2 separate regions of the Homo sapiens genome follow, and region 2 is linked to region 1. Evidence: chromatin contacts called from ENCODE Hi-C data. All regions are on one chromosome and are shown on one strand. Each heading gives the region's core, a stretch centred on a gene start or an enhancer-like site at or near the end of the contact. The rest is flanking DNA. Distances are from core to core; before and after follow the strand shown.

The links. Hi-C counts contacts between places; a loop is a spot of excess contacts on that map. Pooled maps may share reads with other maps.
Region 2: a map with no recorded cell type shows a loop between it and region 1 (4-fold over the local background). The contact joins the enhancer-like site here to the promoter of FRMPD2 in region 1. A Hi-C loop is called at or near these places in 3 of 37 single-sample maps with no recorded cell type and 3 of 50 pooled maps.

What each region holds. Positions count from the first base shown.
Region 1 is chr10:48,273,167-48,276,417 of GRCh38, forward strand. It overlaps FRMPD2 (FERM and PDZ domain containing 2), which reads right to left and starts at 1,530. Exons shown (of 29, transcript NM_001018071.4): 1 at 1,377-1,530. The coding sequence starts at 1,401.
Region 2 is chr10:48,798,828-48,802,078 of GRCh38, forward strand. All of the region lies in intron 24 of WDFY4 (WDFY family member 4), which reads left to right. Among named protein-coding and RNA genes, the nearest start is that of WDFY4, 120 kb to the left of the region's middle. Within about 2 kb of position 1,569, at least 10 of the 41 ENCODE cell types and tissues checked have a DNase peak (open chromatin) inside an H3K27ac peak, as active enhancers do.

The sequences.
Region 1 (3,251 bases), core at 280-2,779:
GACCTCCCCTTCTCTACATTCCACTGTTGTTTTCTTAGGTTAGGCCATCTGTCATCATTCCAGGTTTCATCCTCTCCAATCCCACACCCATATTGCTACTAGATTAATCTTCTTAATATTAAATGCAGACACGACACATCCTTCATTAAAACTACCAGTGCCTATCTGGGACCTTCTGAGTGAACTCTGGGCCATAGAAGGCCTTCCTTGCTCTCCCCTGTTCACCTCTGCAGCCTCCTTTCTTATCAGATTCCCCTGTTCCCACTTTACTAAAGTTAGGCCAAACTGCCTGCTGTTCCCAGAGCATGCTTTACTTATTCATGCCACTGGGCCTTTGCATGTGCTTTTCTCTGCTTGGGATGCCTTTTCCAATCCCCCTGCTCCCAACTCCTGCTAGTGTTCGCTTAGCATTAAAGCCATGCTCAAGCAACACCTCTCCCAGGAGCCCGTGCCACCTCCATTTCGGCACTTGCTATCACCGCCAGTTTTCATGCAGGTCCAGCATTCTGCCCCCCGACCCCCACTGTCCTACAACCTGGAAGATCCTCTGGGCTGGGGGAGACATCCCCAGCATTTGGCATGTGGCCCCAGGAGATACCAAGTAAGTTCTCGTTGAATTAATGAACTACTTAATTGGTTTCAGCTACAGCCTATAGCAAATCACAGGATTTAGCCAGGAGAAATAGACACGACTCATCTCTGAACTCAATTGTTGCTTTAAAAAAAAAAAAAAGTTGTTTACACTGTTGAAAACCTCAACTGAGTTTTTTCTTTCCTTTAAGCATACAAATAAAGCCAGGTGAATCATTTCTTTTCCATTGTTTTCTGGAAGTCAGCTAGGCATACCCTGAGTCTTCTTACTTTAAACCACTGATACTCTTTAAGCAATAACCAAAACACTTGCTTCTGAAAGATAGTGACAGCCATGATTTACTGGGCTACTCAAATGCTCCAAGTATGTTCTAAGTGCCTTACGCGTGTCACCCCATGAATCCTCAGCAACATCGTAACGCATGGGGCATTATTATCCCCATTTTACAGGTAAGAAAAACGAGTCTTAGGAAAGTTAAAAGAGTCATTTGAATTTGCACAGATGCTGAATAGCAAAGCAGTGATTCAAACAAGGGGTGGTCTGATTCTAAAGTCCATGTTTTCTCTTCTGAGCCCATTCTTTATTGCTAAAAAACAAATACAATGTCTATCAGGCTTAGCCAATGGCCTGGAACAAATAATACTCCAAATAATACCACAAAGGGCACTGACACAGGTCCTTGCCCAGCTGTGTTCTTCTTATTCCGGATACCTAGACCCAGTAAGAAGTTTGCCCTTTCCCTGACCAGATTTATAGGAGAAAACTGAATGATGCCAAGGAATACCTGCGTCCTTCGTTAAAGGCTGCATCCAAAAGTCTCCGTGACCAGGTCTAGGCCTTCATCATGGGACAACTTTCCAACAAGGAGCAGGGGTCTCTTGCAAGTCTGTCCGCGGAGCTCCCTGCCACCAGCACTGTTGCCGCTGTCTTTGTTTACTGCTTGTCACTAAGCACTTGCTGCCCAGCGAGTGAGTCAACAAGGCCCCTTCCCTTTCCTGCCACCACTCTCATTCCCTGGGTCCTGCGCAGTCTCTGGCCTGTTAGCAGGCACTGCCACCCCAGCAGCCTGCGTCCTCAAAGCCAGTGACCCGTGAGAGAGCCAGGAAGAGCTCAAGTGGATTAGGTGCCACTGAAGGCAATGGGATTGCTGCTCAGCAGGGCTTTTACGCTGATGTCTCTTTATCTCCTGGCCCAATCAAAAGAAAGAGCTCTGCAAGGAACTGGGGGCAGCCCCAGAGCAGAGGCTTAGTGTCATCAACTCAAGAGTCCTCCATGCCCTTTCATAGTGTCAGACATTGGACCTGCAACCAACAGGACAGGGAACCATGTGAAAGCAGCAGGAGGAAATGATAACCTGGATCTGTCTGTGAGAAAGCAAGAAAAATGTGGTTAGAGAAAGGGGGAAAGGAATTCTTACTCTTTCTGGTGCTTGGATTCAGAAAGGAACCAGCAGAGATGGGGAACAGCAAGAAGTAGATCATAGCTCTGTAGTAGAAGGGGCAAAAGAACAGATCTCTCAAGCCCTTTAAATCAATAGCAGTGTCAAAACTGAGACGTATTTATTTAAAAAGAAAACATGAGTTTTTGCCTGACTACAGAATAAAATACTAAAATTTGAGGCCGGGCACAGTGGCTCATGCCTGTAATCCCAGCACTTTGGGAGGCCAAGGCGGGCAGATCACGAGGTCAGGAGATCGAGACCATCCTGGCTAACATGGCAAAACCCCGTCTCTACTAAAAATACAAAAAATTAGCTGGGCCTGGAGGCGGGTGCCTGTAGTCCCAGCTACTCCGGAGGCTGAGGCAGAAGAATGGCGTGAACCTGGGAGGCGGAGCTTGCAGTGAGCCAAGATCGGGCCACTGCACTCCAGCCTGGGTGACAGAGCGAGACTCTGTCTCGAAAAAAAAATCTGATGAAACTCAGTGCTGGTGAGGGCATGGAGAATGAGTACTCTCATATGCCAATAGTGAGATTACAGATAAGTGCAACTTCTCTGCAGGGAATTTGGTAATATTCATCAAATTTGTAAATGTACATATCCTTTGTAAACCCAGCTGCTAAGAAGTAACCCCATGGACATTCTTGCAAAAGTTCACCAAAGCATCTGAGAAAGGATGCTCTTTGCAGTGTATTTTGGTAGTAGCAGAAAACTGAAAGCCACTGAAGTGCCCATCAACAGTGATTATTGTAGTTCACACACAGTAGAAAACCAGCTATGCAGCTGTGTAAAGGAAGGAAGTAGATCTGTGTGTGCTGGCATATAACAATTGCCTAGAAAATTCTTTAAGTGACAAAAGGTATGGAATAGCCTAGTATGTTTCCTTTTATTACAAATAGGTACATAAAGACCAGGTATATTTACGTATATTTATGTATACATATTCTTTATACACTGTAGTATATTAGAATATTATGTAGACATATTCTTGTGGTTCTGGAAGGAATCACAAGCAACTTAATAGTGGTTGCTAGGGGAAAGAGTTTTGGCTCATTATTTAGTCAGGAAAATTATTGTTCATTTTGGTATTTTCCCCCTATAACCTTATGTTATATTACTTGAAAAAAACTAAAAAACACAATGTTTTACATTTTTTTCTGCTTAAAGCTATCTATATTGACATTCCCTGCTAGCTAGCAAAACATTTCACAATATCTGCA
Region 2 (3,251 bases), core at 319-2,818, 530 kb after region 1:
GCCCTAAATATGAGATTAGCCAGTTGAACCAGGCCAAGATGAATGTCCTGGTCCTGGATCTGAAGCTGGAAAAGAGGATTGTGGAGGAAGCCAGCATGGCCTGGAGAATGGGCTCCCTGTGCACAAGGGGAAAGAAGATGTACATAAATGGCCATAAAACCCCACTAAATAAGATAATGTGTCTTGACTGCAACCGCTGCTGCCCCTTCTGAAGTGCTGTGGCCATGCTCAGCCAGTCTGGCTCCAAGGTGTCCTGGCCACCAGCATGGCCCAGGAATTACTAATGCAGGAACCCATCATGCTCCATTGCCTGCTACTAGAATGGCCATGGACACCACCCTACCCCACCCCACCCTGAATAAAACTACCCTCTTCAGGAGATCTGGTGCTTTTAAAGCTGGATTTAAGAAAATAAACCACCAATAAGAACCAGATGCTAAAAAGCAAAGCAAAGTGAAACAAAATGAAATGAAACAAAATAAAATTTAAAAGATTGAGGGGAGAGAATTTCAAAAAGGGAAAAATGTTTCCCAAATGTCATGTTCTGCCTACACCAAGTAAAGTGAGGTAAGGGATGTGTGCACTGTACGTGCCCATTGGAGGTCACTGACAGACTTAGTGACAAGTAAGTTGTGGGGTCAGAAGCCACTCAGAAGTAAGGAGAAACGGCCGGGCTTGGTGGCTCATGGCTGTAATCCCAGCACGAAGAGGCCGAGGCGGGTGGATCGTGAGGTCAGGGGTTCGGTACCAGCCTGGCCAACATGGTGAAACCCTGTCTCTACTAAAAATACAAAAATTAGGTGGGCATAGTTGCGGGCGCCTGTAATCCCAGCTAGTCGGGAGGCTGAGGCAGGAGAATCACTTGAACCCATAAGGGGGAGGTTGCAGTGAGCCGAGATCATGCCATTGCATTCCAGCCTGGGCGACAAGAGCGAGACTTCGTCTCAAACAAACAAACAAAGAATTAAGGGGAAGTGTGGGGAGACTGAAAGTGGAGGCAGTCAGTGGACTTTGGAAAATAGCAGAGAGGAAGTTTCAGAACTTTTGGTTTTGGGTTTTTGTTTTTTGTTTTTTTTTGAGACAGAGTCTCACTCTGTTGCCAGACCGGAGTGCAGTGGCACAATCTCGGCTCACAGCAACCTCTGTCTCATGGGTTCAAGTGATTCTCCTGCCTCAGCCTCTCGAGTAGCTGGGACTATAGGCATGTGCCACCACGCCCAGCTAATTTTTGTATTTGTAGTAGAGACGGGGTTTCACCATGTTGGTCAGGATGGTCTTGATCTCTTGATCTCATGATCCGCCCACCTTGGCCTTCCAAAGCCCTGGGATTACAAGCGTGAGCCACCGCGCCCAGCCGGTTTCGTGTTTTAAGATGGAAGAGACTTAAGTCTGTTTGTAGGTTGAAGGAGAAGACGCAGTAAAAACCAGACAGTTAAAATAGTAGTGGGAGAAGAAACTGCTAATGAGACACATCCTCAGAGGGTTTGGAGACAAGAGAGTGGATCACAGGAGAAACGGTGGGATCCGTGATGACTGGTGTGAAGCAGACAGGAAGAGGAAGTTGTGAGGAAGGGAGAGACAGGAAGTCATTGAGAAGGGAATGGACAGGAAGCTGTGAGGGAGGGTGGGTACAGGAGATTGTTGAAGCAGGGAGGGACAAAAATTTGTGAGGGAAGGAGGGACAGGAGGTTGTGAGGGAAGGAGGGACAGGAAGCTGTTGAGGCAAGGTTGGACAGGAAGTTGTAAGACAGAGTTGGATAGGAAGTTGTAAGGCAGGGTTGGACAGAAAGTTGAGAATCAGGGAGGAACAGGAAGTTGTGGGCTTCTAAGTCTTAGGTTTTGGTTTCTTTCTTTCTTTCTTTCTTTCTTTCTTTCTTTCTTTCTTTCTTTCTTTCATTCTTTCTTTTTTTTTTTTTTTGTTTTGAGATGAGGTCTCACTCTGTTGCCCAGGCTGGAGGGCAGTGGTGCGATCTCAGCTCACTGCAACCTCTGACTCCCAGGTTCAAGTAATTCTCCTGCCTCAGCCTCCCAAGTAGCTGGGATTACAGGCACGTGCCACCACATAAGGCTCATTTTTTTATATTTAGTAGAGAAGGGATTTCACCATATTGGTCAGGCTGGTCTTGAACTCCTGACCTCAGATGGTCCACCCACCTCGGCCTCCCAAAGTTCTGGGATTATAGGCATGAGCCACCATACCCAGCCTCTGGTTTCTTAAAGAAGGAACTGACTAGTTCATTTCTAAGAGTACAGTCATCTCAGGGGTGGGGAGAGAGCAACACCTGACACATTATACAGTCCATACTCAAACAAATCTAATCCAGACATCTTAATATAGTCCTTAGTACAGGCTTATGTGACACAGAATAACAATCAAAAGATTCAGTTATTCATGTTTCCCAAAATTCTGACATTTGGCATTATGTAATTTCCTGATGAGCTAGGCAGCCTCAAATGGGTGTGGCAACTTATTATTGTTGCTGTGTTCTGGAAAGGAAATGTGAGAGGCTGGAACTTTTGTGGGAAGTGTAAAAGGTGCACCTTATTGTACTGGTGGGTTCACATCTGACTTTCTTAGTTCTCTCAGCCCTTAGCCCCAGGCCTGGCATATCATTTGTTGAATGACTGCCTTCATGAATCAATATCCTAAGTGTGCAGGGCTCTTGGAGCCCTACAGACATGTATGTTGGGGTGCCATGCTGGATACCCATGTTTTCACTAGAGCTGCCTTCATCAATACCAGCTGTCCCAAATGGCAGCTGGCCCACCTCTGTGTGTGCCTTTGGGCAGTGGCTGTGCTTAAAAAAGCAGGAAATCTGTCACTCTTTTCCTGGCGGAAGAACAATCCACTCATTTTATTTTATTTTGTATCCACTCATTCTTTTAAAAAATGTAATGCATCTTTACGAAAGATAGTGGCATGTATGATGCTAGGTTCCAGGGATTAAAGAGGGACAGTCTCTACCTTCACAGGCCTCCCGATAAACTTGTGTTCACTGGGGTTCTTTTGCATTTCCTCTTCAGCAAGAGTAAGCAAAGTCATGGGTAACTGCTTAGCTTCAAGCAAGGTTGAGTATTGACCCTATGGGTCACTATCTGTAGGTGATACCCATGGGTACCCAGTGTGGGGCAAGGGAATGGGCTTCGTAGTCAGGTGGATTGACTTTGAAAACAGTCTCTGCCAATTAAAAAAAAAGTCTGGTGCCAGAAAAGTTACTTAGTCTCCCTGAGTCCCATTCTTTCTAGCTACT